Regions from separate parts of the Homo sapiens genome. Here region 2 is linked to region 1. Evidence: chromatin loops called from intact Hi-C (ENCODE). Cell type or tissue: Calu3. All regions are shown on one strand.

What was found. Hi-C counts contacts between places; a loop is a spot of excess contacts. Peaks named below come from ENCODE experiments on the same cell type or tissue, not always from the same donor. Only the 100,000 strongest peaks of a DNase experiment are listed, where the experiment ranks them.
Region 2: it touches region 1 in a loop (13-fold over the local background); 91 of 110 quality-filtered maps call a loop at or near these places.

The regions. Positions count from the first base shown.
Region 1 is chr1:85,236,568-85,244,567 of GRCh38, reverse strand. All of the region lies in intron 2 of LOC105378821 (a long non-coding RNA gene), which reads right to left. Among named protein-coding and RNA genes, the nearest start is that of C1orf52, 19 kb to the left of the region's middle. RefSeq lists a silencer at 4,002-4,071. In Calu3, no CTCF peak of the experiment used is centred here; a DNase peak (open chromatin) is centred at 4,067.
Region 2 is chr1:85,104,697-85,112,696 of GRCh38, reverse strand. DNAI3 (dynein axonemal intermediate chain 3) reads right to left here. Exons shown (of 23, transcript NM_145172.5): 15 at 4,520-4,664; 16 at 2,562-2,649. Among named protein-coding and RNA genes, the nearest start is that of MIR4423, 25 kb to the left of the region's middle. In Calu3, a CTCF peak has its summit at 3,106; a DNase peak (open chromatin) is centred at 3,106.

The sequences.
Region 1 (8,000 bases):
CCTTCCCCCAACACCCCCAGTCTAGGGGCATTTTAAGACCCTGCTGCTAGTTTTCAGTTTGGAGATATATACCGGTACACATACATACACCCTGAGGTGTTCAGTAATGATCAGTAGGATCTTTCCCTCCTTTTTCAGGCTGTTCTGCCTTGAGGCCTTCCCTTCCAATCCTGTCCTTAACCACAAAAAAGTGGCCTAAAAGCCTTAGCAGTAAAATGTCTTCCATAACATCTGGAATCCATATGTCAAATCTGTAAGGCATAAGCTCTTTTTTCTTTTCTTTTTATTTTGCCTTAATTATTTGAGCTCCAAATCCCCCACCCCAACCTCTTTTCGTGCCAAACTAATTAGGGCAATTATCTGAGCCATCCGTGGCTACAGATCAGTTAAACCCTGTTATTGAGGGTAACAAATGAGAGGGTTAATTTTTCTTGACTGCTCCATAGTTGGGGAAGAAAGATAATAAGCCCTTATATTTGTCGGGTGCTTTTGAGTTTTCAAACTCTCTATTCTCTACACCAAGCTGCCACCTGGGAAAAGGGCTTACTTTGGGGTTCCAGACTGTCTGGAACCCTGAGGTAAACGATTTAATTCTGAATGAAGCACTGGAATTTGCTGCTATACATGAAAGAGGCCCCTCCAGCTTTGCTGCTCAATATGTAAAAAAGATTTTGATGCTATTTTAAAGAAACAGGTTTGCCATTTCTTTAATGCCTCTGGCACCAACTTGGAAATGTTTACTTAAAATCTTAAGACAGTAAAGTGGCTTTTTCTGGATAATAGGACAATGTCTTGTGTGTTTCTAACTTACATAGAAGTTGCTGAATTCATCCAATTGCTCTGGCTAATTATGAACTGCTTAGGTTTTTCTATTCTTTTTCCACTTTTGTTTCATTGCAACAGTAAGAAGACTATCCTATGTCAGGCTTGCTGGGCAGCAAACCAGTCCCTAATTTAATCTTTTGCCCTGGAGGTTTATTTTAGATCATGCAGCCTAGCATTGAATGTTTTTTTAAGCCCAGGAGAGTAGGTGGAGGAGGATTAGGGTTTCTTAGCATTACCATGATTTCAACTAGTTTTTCCAAGAGGGATTTGTGAAAATTTGGTAAACAATGATGGAGAACAGCTTTTCAATTGCCTCACAGAAATACTAACAGTAAGCCATATGTCATAGAAGCACAGAAAAAAAAAACTCTACATGGTTTTATTACTACAAATATACTTAGCCTTTTCAAGGACAGGAACAATGTTTACAACAAAAACACAATAACAATTCGTTCTACTTAAGCTACATTGTTTTAATTCTCATAACATTAATGTTATATAGTTAGATATAAATTATTTTTAAAAGTAATACTCATTAAAATTTTTTCTGATTATGAAGATGAGATACATTCTTACTATAGAAGTTCTGGAAGAAAAAGAAATTTAAAAATAGAAATCATTATTAGTAGAGAAATCCACTGTTAACATGTTAATAGTATTTTCTTACAGTGTTTTTTTCTATGCACATATATATATATTCTAAACAATATAGACAAGAATTAAGAATTCCTGGCCAGGAGCAGTGGCTTATGTCTGCAATCCCGGCACTTTGGGAGGCAGAGGTGGGTGGATCACGAGGTCAGGAAATCAAGACCATCCTGGCCAACATGGTGAAACCCTGTCTCTATTAAAATACAAAAAATTAGCCGGGCATGGTGGTACCCGCTTGTAGTCCTAGCTACTCGGGAGGCTGAGGCAGGGGAATCGCTTGAACCCAGGGGGCGGAGATTGCAGTGAGCTGAGATTGCACCACTGCACTCCAGCCTGGCGACAGAGTGAGACTCCGTCTCAAAAAGAAAAAAAAAAAGAATTCTTGGCCGGGCGTGGCAGCTCACGCCTGTAATCCCAGCACTTTAGGAGGCCCAGGCCGGCGGATCACCTGAGGTCAGGAGTTCGAGACCAGCCTGGCCAACATGGTGAAACCCCGTCTCCACAAAAGTACAAAAATTAGCCGGGCATGATGGCAGGTGCCTGTAATCCCAACTAGGCGGGAGGCTGAGGCAGAAGAATCACTTGAACCTGGGAGACGGAGGTTGCAGTGAGCCGAGATTGTGCCATTTCACTGCAGCCTGGGCAAGAGAGTGAGACTCCACCTCAAAAAAAAAAAAAAGAGAGAATTCTTTAAAAACCCAATTTTTGGCCAGCCACGATGGCTCACACCTGTAATCCTAGTACTTGGGAGGTTGAGGCAAGAAGACCCCTTGAGGCCAGGAGTTCAAGACCAGCCTGGGCAACATAGTGAGAGTCCATCTCTACAAAAAAATGAAAAAATTAGCCAGGTGTTGGCCAACATGGTGAAACCCCGTCACTACTGAAAATACAAAAAATTAGCCGGCCATGGTGGCGCATGCCTGTAATCCCAGCTACTAGGGAGGCTGAGACAGAATAGCTTGAATCAGGGAGTCGGAGGTTGCAGCGAGCCGAGATCACGCCACCGCACTCCAGCCTGGCGACAGAGCGAGACTCCGTCACAGACACACACAAAATTAGCCAGGTGTTATAGTGCATGCCTGTAGTCCCAGCTACTTAGGAGGCCAATGTGAGAGAATCACTTGAGCCTAGGACTTCGAGGGTACAGTGAGCTATGACTGTACCATTGCACTCCAGCTGGGTGACTGTGTTAGGCCTTTTTTTGTTGCTATAAAGAAATACCTGGCCGGGCACGGTGGCTCACGCCTGTAATCCCAGCACTGTGGGAGGCCGAGGCGAGTGGATCACGAGGTCAGGAGATCGAGACCATCCTGGCTAACATGGTGAAACCCCATCTCTACTGAAAAATACAAAAAATTAGCCGGGCATGGTGGCACATGCCTGTAGTCCCAGCTACTCGGGAGGCTGAGGCAGGAGAATGGCGTGAACCCGGGAGGCGGAGCTTGCAGTGAGCCGAGATGGCGCCACTGCACTCCAGTCTGGGCGACAGAGCGAGACTCCGTCTCAAAAAAAAAAAAAAAAAAAAGAAAAAAAGAAATACCTGAGATTGGGTAATTTACAAAGAAGAGGTTTAATTGGTTCACGGTTCTCTAGGCTTTACAGGAAGCATGGTGCTGGCATCTGCCTGGCTTTTGGGGAGGCCTGGGGAAGCCCATAATCATGGCAGAAGGCAAAGTGGGAGCGGGCATGTCACATGGCAAGAGCAGGAGCAAGAGAGAGGAGTGGGGGAAGGTACCGCACACTTTTAAACAACCAGATCTCACAATAACTCATTCACTATCATGAGGACAGCACCAAGGGGATGGTACTAAACGATTCATGAAAAATTCCCCTTCATGATCCAATCACCTCCCATCAGGCCCCACCTCCAGCACTGGGGATTATATTTCAATATGAGATTTGGGGGGGATAAATATCCAAACTATATCAGTGACAGAATGAGACTTTGTTTTTCATAATTTTTATGCCTGTTTGAGTTTATTTAATCAGCCATTTATCCACTGGACATTGAAATGGTTTTCAAATTTTTCACCACTATAAATAATGTTGAGACAAACATCTTTGTAAATAAGCATTTGGCCACAGTATTTTATTATAAAACTACTTTTTGTGAGTAAGATTTCAAGATGAAGTCGTATGCATTTAAAGTTTATCTAGTTGGCTTGACTTCCTGCTTCTAACTTCCTGAGATCATATTTAAACAAGAACTTTCAAAACATGTCTACATATCCTTGAAGTCTGAATTGTTCAGTCCCTTGCCAGAAGCCAGTTCTTTATAACAGCAATTTGGCATTTCTAATATGTCCTCTTTTTAGCTGCTGTCAAAAACCACATTTCTTTTTAGACTGCTCCAAGAAACTACTCATCAGTGCTCAAATTGAGAACCTACTTATTTTACCTTCTGCCAAAGGAATTTGTGGCCACAATGTACTAAAGACAAATTTGGAGGTGAAAAGAGAACTGGGACAAAAAAATAAAGTAGACTAGGCCTTTTCTCCCTCATTTGTATATTATTGACAAGATTATTGCAATTAGCAGAGATACACCTTAGGTGGAGCTAAAGGCTACAGAAGCATTACCCATGGTGGCCCAGCAGGCAGCCCTCTCTGATGCCCAAAAGCAGCTGGCTGGCCTCACTGTGGGAGTCATCCAGAACCAACTACAAGAGAACAACTGCTCACCAAAAAAGAAAAGAAGGAAAATACCTCCTTATCTTGGCTTGTGGAATTTAGGAAATTCCACAACTAGAGCTCCCAATAAAGCATTAACCAGAGGGTTAAAAAGCAGACTCCCAAGAGAGGAGCTACCCGGGAGAAGTAACATTATCCTAAGTCTCATCTTGCCACTTAATCACACTTACATTGTTAGCTCACTGCTGGGCATATTTTACCCTCCTAAGGAGATCAGGGCCTGCTGGAGAGTGCACTGGAGCCTTACATTTCTTCTGGGACCACCTCAGGGACCCAGCACAAAGCAATAAATTTAGAAATTGTTCAATAAGTAACAATTTGTTCAACTGAGCAAATGAACAAACACCATCTTAGAGCAAATGAGTTTTCAGATCTTTCCCTGCCAGCTTGTTTGTGATGGGGGCACTAAGCAAACCAGCCAAGGAGTAAAGAGGCCTAAGACACAGCAGTTTGCCAATGTCTTCATTTCCTTGGGCTGGCCCTGAGGGACGCTAACCAAGGCTGGATTCTGACTCCTGTACCTCAGGTAATCCAACTAATAAAAACCTTCCATTAACCAAGATCCTCCCCTTTTCTCTATTATTAGAAAAAAAGAAGTTATAAGAAAACAGTAGGGATTTTATCTTAAATAAAATGACTTCTCAGGGTTGGCCTTTAACTGGGTATAAATTCAACTCAACCTCCTAAACCTTCTCCAGCAATGTTTCCCAAAATGTGTTCCAAGGAAACTATGGAAGACTCTCTGAGAAAAGGGATCCACTAAAGTCCAAAATTCTCCCCTCCTAGCGATCCATTAAAAAAAAAAAAGAAAAGTTTTAAAGGCTTTGAGGAGTCATTAAATAAAGAAGCCTCTTTAGCTTCTTGGTAAAGTGTCCCAGTGTCTCAAACTTGGTAAAATTTGCGTCATGAACTCTGAGACACGCTGCTCTCCACCGTGATAATACTCTTTCCTGTGGCATGGCAGTGCTCACTTGGGCTTGCACTGGTGGGGATGAGAAACTGATCATTGATTATTCAAAGGGTTAATGTCTTCTGTAGAGTGTATTTTCTTTCTTTCTCTCTTTTTTTAGAGACGATGTGTTACTCTGTTGCTCTGTCACCCAGCCTGGAGTTCAGTGGCATGGTCATGGCTCACTACAGCCTCGAATTTCTGGGCTTAAGTGATCCTACTACCTCAGTCTCCAGAGTAGCTGGGACTACAGGTGCACCACTACACCTGCCTAATTGTTTTTTTTTTTTTTTTTTGTACTGACAGAGTCTTGCTATGTTGCCCAGGCTGGTCTTGAACTCCTGGCCTCAAGAGATCCTCCTGTCTTGGTACTCTGGGAAGCCAAGGCAGGAGGATCCCCTGAGGGATCTCTTATAGGCATGAGCCACTGCACCTGGCTAGTTTCTAAGTTATTTTTCACAATAGTTGAATCAAATATATATTTTTATGAGAAGTGCAAATTAAAACTACTTGTAAATGGTATTTCTTAACAAATGGGGATTAGAAAAATTCCACTTAACAACACACTCTGTTGGTAAGGCAGCGGGAACACAGCACACCCTTACAATGCGGGTAGGAAGACAAAATAGTCCAACCCATATAGAGAGCAATTTGACAATATTTACAGAAATTACAAATATATTGACTCTTTGACCCACCAGTCTCACTTCTGGGAATGTATCCTGGAGCTATGCCTGTCCATGTACGATATATGTACTAGTTATTAACTGAAACATTGTTTATAATAGCAAAATGTTAGAAGTAATTCAAGTGTCATAGGGAACTGGTTAAATAACTGTGGTACAATGGAACATTACGCAGTGGGGAAAATGAGGAAAATAAAAAACTCTCCATATGATTGTGGAAAGATATCCAGGATATACAATAAAATGAAATAAGAAATTTGGAGAAGATATATTTACTTATACTACTCTTTGTGGAAGAAAGGGGAAGATAAGAATATATATTCATACTTACTTGCATTTGTATTAGGAAATACTGTCACCATGTAAGAAACCAATAAAAATATTCACATATAGAGGGCAGGAGGAGTTTGGGGTAGACACTAACAATGTCAAACTTTAAGCCCTGTGCTTCCAGAAAACAGTGAAGGTTAAGAAATTCCCAACCCACTGGGCAAGGTGGCTTACACCTGTAATCCCAACACTTTGGGAGACTGAGGCAGGCAGATCACCTGAGATCAGGAGTTCGAGACCAGCCTGGCCAATATGGTGAAACCCTGTCTCTACTAAAAATCCAAAAATTAGCCAGGTGTAGTGGTGGGCGCCTGTAGTTTCAGCTACTCGGGAGGCTGAGGCAGGAGAATTGCTTGAACCTGGGAGGTGGAGGTTGCAGTGAGCCGAGATCGCACCACTGCACTCCAGCCTGGGTGACAGAGAGAGACTCCATCTAAAATAATAATCAAAAAAAAGAAATACCCAATTCTTTGTGTGCCAGGAACCAGCAAAGAGCACCTGCTGTCTGAGGTAAGATCCAACTCTGTCCTTCTCAGGAATCCCATGAGACCCATGCATGGTGACGCCCTTGCTTATCTGCCCCTTGCCTTCTCTTAGAAACATTCCTTGTTGATAAACATTCTCACTATTACAGTAGCCAGAATAAAATAATCTCCTTAACTGACCAGTGCATTTTCACAACAGGATTGGGAACAGGGGTGTGTTCCTCTGATACTCATCTCTGTGTATATCTTTTAATATCATTTTCATTTCTAAACAATGTGACTGCATCACTTACTTTTAAAAATTTACTTAAAGATACAAAACAAGCAAAATAATTTTCTGATCAATGGCTTAATTGAAAGTTCCATTAACCAGAAAAACCTCAGTCCCAGCATCCCTGTTAACCATTTCAGGATAAAAGCACGTCCCACTTTTCAGTGCTCCTTTTCTTTGGAGGGATGAGGTGCTGGCTCACTGACATGCACCAGCCTTTCCCTTCCTCGTAAGTACACTTGTAATAAGAGGAGGTGGACAGAAAGAAAAAAGAGGGAAAAGACATGAAGCAGTTTTGTTCTCTGGTGTATATTTTTTAACCCCCGGCTGATAAAATTCTCTACTTTCAGCCCATAATATCACCTCCTACCACAAAAACAAAGGAATGTCATGTTCTCTTTTCACCATTTATTCCTGCCCTCTGGGGCTTCTTTCTCCTTTCCCCTTCTGTTTTCATTAAGGTTTTGGAAGGCTGAGCCTAGATGTACCTCGTGCGTGCTCTCTTCCCGCTTCTTGCTGGCTGGAACTTGGACATGGTGGCCTCGCTTTGATGACAAAGCCCTATGAGAGGGCACAGCAATTTCCTAAAAGGAATCTCAGTCCTTGAGTGATCATGAGGAGCAAATTTACCCTGAAGACCTAGACCATTCACACTAAAACTGAGATATAGAGGAAAAAGAAACTTCTTTTCCAGGTGGTATGACTTAACTTCATCCTAACATAATTTCTTTTGAAGAAAATAGAAAGAGTTGTACTAGATGATCTCTAAGAAGCTTTCTAGTACCAACTTATGTGAATCAAAGCATGATATTGTCACTGTAAAGGGTTAGAGAGGCTTCGAATCATAGCTTGTTTATACAGCATGTCACTGGTCACAGCTGTGATACATTTGCTACTCTGTGCCACAGTGGGTAAGACCTGGATCTTGGGTTCAGCCCTCTTGAATTCAGTTCCTGCCCCTGTTCCTTACGACCTGTGACCTTGGGCCAATTGCTTAAGCTATCTGAGCCTCATTTCCTTATCTATAACATTCAAATAATACTAGGAATAATTTCTCAGCATGAGATAATCCAGGAAAAGTCTTTCACTAACAATAAGTTCTCAATAAGTTAT
Region 2 (8,000 bases), 130 kb after region 1:
ACATGCGAAAATTTGCTTGACAACTTAAGTCATTAGGTAAGTGTAAATGAGATCCGACTGTATATTTTAGAATGGTTAAATTAAAAGGATTAACCATATCAACTGTTGGCAAGGATGTGGAGAAAATGGAACTCTCCATACACTGCTAGTGGGAATGTAAACTGGTAAAACTGGAAAATGCTTTGGCAGTTTCTGAAAAAGTAAAACATACACCTGCCATATAATACAACCATTCTATTCCTAGGGATGTACCCAGGAAAATATGAAGGCATATGTCTATACAAAGACTTGTACATGAATGTTCATAAAAGCTTTATTTGTAATAGGTCTACGCTAAAAATCCAAATGTTTATCAACAGGTGAATGGATAAACCACTGTTGTGTATCCATACAATGAAATGCCACTCTGTAATAAAAAGGATTCATTCAGACAACATGAATTAATTCTAAAATAATCATGCTGATTAAAAGAAGCCAGATTGCTGCATGTGGTGGCGCATGCTTGTAGTCCTGGCTACTCAGGAGGCTAAGACAGGAGGATTGCTTGAGCCCAGGAGTTAGACGCTGCAGTGAACTATGATCATGCCCCTCCATGCCAGCCTGGGTGACAGAGTGAGCCCCCATCTCTTAAAAAAAAAAAGAGTATATACTGTATGATTTACATAAAATTCTAGATAATGAAAACTAATGTATAGTGACAGAAAGTAGATCCGTTGTGGCCTGGGAGTGAGGGAGGTGCTGGAGGGAAGTGTCCCAAAGGGAATTCCTCTATGAATAAACTTTTGGGAGTGGTGAATATGTTCATTATCTTGATTATGTTGATGGTTTCATGGGTGTGTACATATGTCAAAGCATATCAAATTAAACACTTTGACAATATGCAGTTCATTGTATGTCAATTATACCTCAGTGTGGTTGTTAAAAATGAATAAAAACCCCTCACACTTTAAAAGAGATACTGATATCCTTCCTATAAACTGGATAAAGGTAGTCTCATCCTCCTGGCCACCTGTTTTCATTAGGTTAAAAAATAATACTAGGACATTTAATAAAGTTACCTTTTTACAAGTTATATTAACCTCTCTCAGCCTTGGTTTTCTTAATTATAAAATGGTAATGGAAATTCCCAGCTTGCAGATTGTTGTGATCATTAGCATCTGTTTTTGCTCACCATCGTACCCCTGGGGCCTAGCACAAAGTAAGCAAATTACAAATATCTGTTAAATGAATGAAAGTATGTGCAATAGTAGCACCGTACCTGAACCATGGCTGGAATGTGATACATTATAACCAATGATCAAATACAAAAGAGGAGGAAAAGAAGGAAGAGGAGGAGAGGTGGAGAAGGAGAAAACTCCCGTTAGATTCCCTCTAGAATGAAGCAGGCCCTAATAGAGAAACAGCATGCAATGTTTTAATAATGCTTTGACAATGTCTATAAAAGTTTAGTGAATCAGTATTTTTTAGCATGAGGTTTTGGGTTATATCAATAAAACACATGGCTTCAAAGTGAAATTTTGCTCAAGCTGGGTATTAGGTATGTGTTTTTCTTAGATATTCTATCATTTAACATTGAAAAATTCATAAATGGAAATCCTTTTGATAAGGCGAATGTTTGGGAAATATTTCAATTGCTAGTTATTCTCGAACATTTTCATTATGCATTGCTCTCCAGGTGGGATATTCATGCATACCTTTATCTTAATAGTTTTGACAGCTTATATGTGCCCCCTTCAATTATTTCAGCAAAGATGTGTGGGTTGAGTTGAGATAGATTTAAAAGTCAGTTTTCTTTCTTTATTCAGTTTTATCTTGGTGCCATATAAATATTATTTTTAAAAATTATATTCTAATTGAGAATGGTAATTTGTTTCTTGATACTTCATAACTTATTTTACTAGACTTCAGATGTGTTCCATCCTATAGCATTATTCTTTGAGCATGTAACATTCATTAAGTGGGCTTCATTTTATTTTAATGTAATGAGTTTTTGAAGACACATAAATGTGCTCAATAAATATTTTGAGAAGCTGAAATGAACTGAATCTTTTTTGTGTATAGGCAATTTTAATGCGTTGGCAATAGCTATTATTGCCATTATAAAGTTCCACATTGGAGGGTTTGATTTTCTGTATTCTTTTTACAAATTAGACTATCCTAGTGAGTAACTCACGTTAGTCATAATCAGCTACTAACACTCAAATTAGTAAATGTATTTATTTATTTATTTATTTATTTATTTATTTGAGATGGAGTCTCGCTCTGTTGCCCGGACTGGAGTACAGTGGCACGATCTCGGCTCACTGCAAGCTCTGCCTCCCGGGTTCACGCCATTCTCCTGCCTCAGCCTCCGGGATAGCTGGGACTACAGGCGCCCGCCACTAAGCCCGGCTAATTTTTTGTAGTTTTAGTAGAGACGGGGTTTCACCGTGTTAGCCAGGATGATCTCGATCTGCTGACCTCGTGATCCGCCCGCCTCAGCCTCCCGAAGTGCTGGGATTACAGGCGTGAGCCACCGCGCCCGGCCTTTTTTTTTTTTTTAAATAAGCAAAGGCAGTTACCTTGTGTTTTGCAAAGAAGATGGTCTTCATTCAGGCTTATCTTGGTTGGACAGTGGTCTAAACTTGTTTCACCCTTGGACAGCCTTACCTTTTGGGAGAACATATAGCAAAGATTATTTCCACATATCCTGAAATTATCCTTGGGTAATTTATTCTTGCCTTTCCCTTCTGCTCCCATATTGAAGGAAACCCACCTCCTTTTTTTTCTTCCTTCCCTTTCCTCCCTCAAATTTCTAGTTTCTTTCCTCCATGGAAAGCACCTAAACCACATTTCTAAACCCAGCTACAGAAAGGAGCTTGTCTGAGGACACATTTCCACATCCCAAATTCTCATGTGTCATTTTCTTTCTGAAAAATGCCTTGTATTGTATTCCATAATACATCCTTAAGAGTTTTAATATAAAATAATTACTTGTTACCCTGTTCCCTAAATCATTCAGTTAAATGAGACCCCAGAAAGTTGTGCAGGGACCTTGCATCTGCTTGGCCACCTCCAAGTCCTCTCAGGAACACATGCACTGGAGTTCCAGAAGGCCCTGGGCCTGCACTGCATCCTGGTGGCTGGAAAGAGAAACTGTCACACTTCACAGTTTTCCCTCACAGCTCCCTCAGCCCTTTCTCCTTCAGGATGTTTGTCCACATGCTATGCAATTATTCTTAGATGAGTTTGGGGTTGTTTGTTTGAACTATTCATAGCTCAGTAGATCCTACCCCCAGTCCCCCAAATTTATAATCTTCTCTTTCCAATTATTTCCCAGTTATCTCAGCAATATTCTTATTCCTCCATGTTCTCTCTTCCATTGGGAGCAAATACAAAATAATATAATTCTTGTGATATTTATAAATCAGAAGAAAAGTATTAAGTTAAACTTAAAACTAGACATTCTAAAGAAAGAGAGCCATCAAGTTTGAAGTCCATTTATATTTTCCACACATATCTTGTCCATAGCCATATTTTTCTCAAATTAAAACTGCTTTTCTTCAAGCTCTGCTATGTGAGATAAATACAAACAACTTCTCATTCAGTTAATTTTCAGTTCTGTTTGGTCATAGGTATTATCAAGCTTTCCGTGGTCTAATATCCCAAAAAACGTACAGAAGGAACAATACCAGTTCCTTCTATTGATAGGCAAAATTTTGATAGGCAGAATTTTGGCTACAGTAGGGAGGAAAATTAGCTTTTCTGGACTAACTTGAGCACCAACCAATTTTCAGGCAACTGACATGCTATTGGATAATTATTACACACACCATTTGGAAATTGTGGCTTGTTTATACATGAAATATCAATCTTGAATTCATGATGATTTTGATTTCTACCTGGATCTAAAGAGGCATCAAAATAACTTGTAAGGGGGAAGGAAAGAAGGGAGGCAAAGGTTGAAAAACCACCTATTGGGTACTATGTTCACTACCTGGGTGATGGGTTCAGCAGAAGCCCAAACCCCAAAATTATACAATATAACCATGGGACAAACCTGCACATGTACCCCCTGAATCCAAAAATAATAATTAAAAAATAATGAGAGCTTGAAGCTCTCCCAGGAACTCTGAAACTTATCATTGTTATTGGCACAGTTAGAATGACTGAAATGTTTTTCTGCTCCCTTTTTCTGTATATTGCAAACATCAGCTACATCAGCAACCATATACTTCTTCATTGTCAGCTTTCCAAAGTAAATCTGTGTAAATCATACACAGTGTATGTGTGTATTACACAGATTACACAAAGTAAATCTGTGTAAATATATACAATAACATGTATCAATTAAAAATAAAATAAAACTAAAAATCCTCCCAATCAAGGAATTTATTGGTTGAATAAACACAAATTGTACAGTCTTGTGTTAATCTGAGCTGCTCTACTTTTAGAGAGTGTGTGTATATGTATGTCTATGCATGCAAAGTAAATAGTGTATTATGCAAGCAGGATGGACTAAAAACCCCACATTACTTACCTTAGTGAGAGGTTTCCAGGAGAGATCCAGATGCAAAAAAGTAGATGGTACATCAAAAGGAATTTCAATACTTTCCTCCTTCTTTTTCTCTGTTGTTTGGGGGGTTAAAGGTTTCTGTGGTCTAATATCCCAAAAACATATTGTGCTAAAAAAAATTTATATATATTTTTTATTAAGTACAAACAAGAGGTGCAGCCTCAGGACTACCATTAATGCTGCTACATATTAGCATTGTGACCATGGCTATATTTTAATGTATCTGAAACTAAGATTTTTATGAAACAAGACAGCTTTGTACTTTATATTTTAGAGAATTAAACTGTTTATTGAGTTAACAGCCTCCCTCATCTTGGGACTAATAACATATGAGAATTGAGTTTGATGCAATCTTTTAAAAATGTAAGTTTTATTTAGATATAAATCATATACTACAACATTCATCCAATTAAAGTGTATAACTCAATGGTTTTCAATATAGTCACAGAGTTGGGAAGCCATCACCACAATCAATTTTAGAAGATTTTCATCACACTCTCCCACCTCACCAAAAAACCTCATGCAGATTAGCAGTTGCTTCCTATTAGCAGTTTTTCCCAAGCCATCCCACCAGCCCTAGACAACTACTGATCTGCTTCTTAGCTCTATAGATTTTACTATGCTGGACATTTAATAAAATGAATCATATATGGTCTTTTGTAACTGCCATTTTTCTCTTAGCATGTTTTTAAGGCTCATTTGTGTTGTGGCTGGCACGTATCAGGACTTCGTTACTCCTTACTGATGAATATTCCATTGTGTGGGTATACTACATTTTATGTATCCACTCATCAGTACATTTGATAAATAAATTTGAATTCTGCACCTCCCCACCACAGCTTTTTCACTATTATAAATGCTGCCAGTGAACATTTGTATATGTTTGCATTTCTCTTGGGTGTATCTAGGACTGGAATTGCTGGGTTAAATGGTAACTCTGTGTTTAATCTTTTGAGGAACTGCCAGATTGTTTTCCAAAGCAACTGCACCATTTTTACATTCTATCAGCAATGTGTAATCACTACAATTTATCCAAATCTCTGCACGTTCACCAACACTTGTTGCTTTTTGTCTTTTGATTATAGCCATTGTAGTGGGTATAAAGTTGTATTTCATCAAAAGTAGTTTTGGGTTGCATTTGTGCTTTTGTTGTAATGTCTAAGAAATCACCCCTCAATTCAAAGTCATGAAGATACGTGACTATGTTTTCTTCTAAGAGTTTTCTAGTTTTAGCTCTTACATTTAGGTCATTATTCCATTTTAAACGTTTGTATATAGGGTGAGATAGGAATCCAACGTTATATTTTGCACGTGGATATCCAGTTGTCCCAGCACCATTTGTTGAAAAGATTATTCTTTATCCATTGAATTGTCTTGGCATCCTTGTTGAAAATCAGTTGGCCAAAGATGTATGGGTTCATTTCTGGACTCTCAGGTCTATTTCATTGATCTATGTATCTATTGTTATGCTAGTTCTAGTACATCTGTCTCTATTACTATAGCTTTGTAGACAGTTTAGAAATTTGGAAGTGTGAGTCCTCCAACTTTTTTCTTCCTTGACAAGATTGTTTTGGCTATTCTAGGTCTCATTATTTGCCTTCCCCTGACAGCTAATGATATTGAGCATCTTTTTATGTGCTTATTGACCATTTGTGTATCTTCTTTGGGGAAATATCTACTGAGAACCTTTGTTCACTTTTTAATTGGGTCATTTGGGTTTTTATTGTTGCATGGTAAGAGTTCTTTTATATATTCTGGATACAAGTCTTTTATCAGATATATGATTTGTAAATATTTTTTCCTATTCTGTGGTTGTCTTTGCACTTTATTGGTAGTAACTTTGGAAGCTCAAAAAGTTTTAATTTTGATGAAGTCCAATTTATCTATTTTTTTCTTTCATTGCTTGCACTTTTGGTGTTTCATCAAAGTTACATAATCTTAAAAGTGATATAGTGAAAATAACATACACAGAGTTGGATATAATGTGCTTTGTACACAGTAGGCACCCAACAAGACAAGAAGTACCCAGGCTGGAGTGCAGTGGCATGATCTCGGCTCACTGAAACCTCCGCCTCCTGGGTTCAAGTGATTCTCCTGCCTCAGTCTCCTGAGTAGCTGGGACTACAGGCATGTGCCACCATGCCCAGCTAATTTTTTGTATTTTTAGTAGAGACGGGGCATTCTAGTGGTTCTTTGGGGAACCACCCCGTTCTCCATTACATGCAGTCAGGTTGGGATCGTCACTCAAGGTGCTCTGTCATTTCTTTCCTGGCTAAAGGGATGGGTTCATGATACAGTAGGAGCCAGGCACACCCCTTCCAGTTAATTTGAATCTTGAGCAGCGGGACACAATGATTGGCACTGATTCATTCAGAGAAAAGGGGCTGGCCATTTGTTCCTGCTACCCAAATCTCTGGGGCTGTTTCCAAGGCCCAAGTCAGCTCTTCCTTTGATTCAGGAATGTCATTACTTACTAGCTACAATATAGGACATTCAGTAGTGTTACATATAACTCACTCTATATTTAGTCAGCTATAGGTGGAATATGAATTTGCCTTCAGAGCCTCATATTTTCTTTTCTTTCTTTCTTTTTCTTTTTCTTTTTTTTTTTTTGAGACAGAGTTTCACTCTTGTTGCCCAGGCTAGAGTGCAATGGCGCAATCTCGCACCTCATATTTTCTATCTGTAAATATTTTTCAGGGTTGTTGCAAATATAAAAATAGTTAACCCATTAAAGCACTCAGTAGAGTATTGGCATAAATATCCAATACATTTATTTCCAATAAGCTTATTTCTTTCCCTTAAGTTAGCCACAGTCAATTCTCATTGCCTGTAGTCACAGAATCTTCCCCAACACATGCTCACAGGATTAATCATGTCTCCCTCATCCCTGGCCCATGGCTGCTACTAACATCACTTGTGCCTTCTTCTGCCACTCCACACCTTTTTCTGTGGCGTATGGTGTCATTGTTTCCACTGGGGTCAAAGGATTTGGAATGGGAAAGTTTGTCCAACATTTGGATGCTAGATAATGATATTACTCTTCATATTTCCTGTTTCATTACGAATTCTTAGTTCTATAAACTGGGAGATGTAATTTTATTTAAGTAAATCTTCTTCAAAGTAGCTACCGAGTTGTTTATAAAAACACTTTTTATAAATATACAATAAAAATGTAAAAACTCTTCTACTTTTAAAAAGAGGCTTTCCCAATTAAATGTTGTAATCTTCAAAATTCTTAGATAAAACTGAATATAAATAACATATATTACAAATTTACAAATATGAGAATGTGAAGAAGAACTATGGATAATGCTATACAACGTTATCAACCACAAAGCTTAGTTAATTCTTCTTTACATAACATTTAACTCTATAAAACAATTTTTAAGCTAGCAACAATCCATAACATTCTTTCATTTAGTTATATTAGATTTAATTGCTA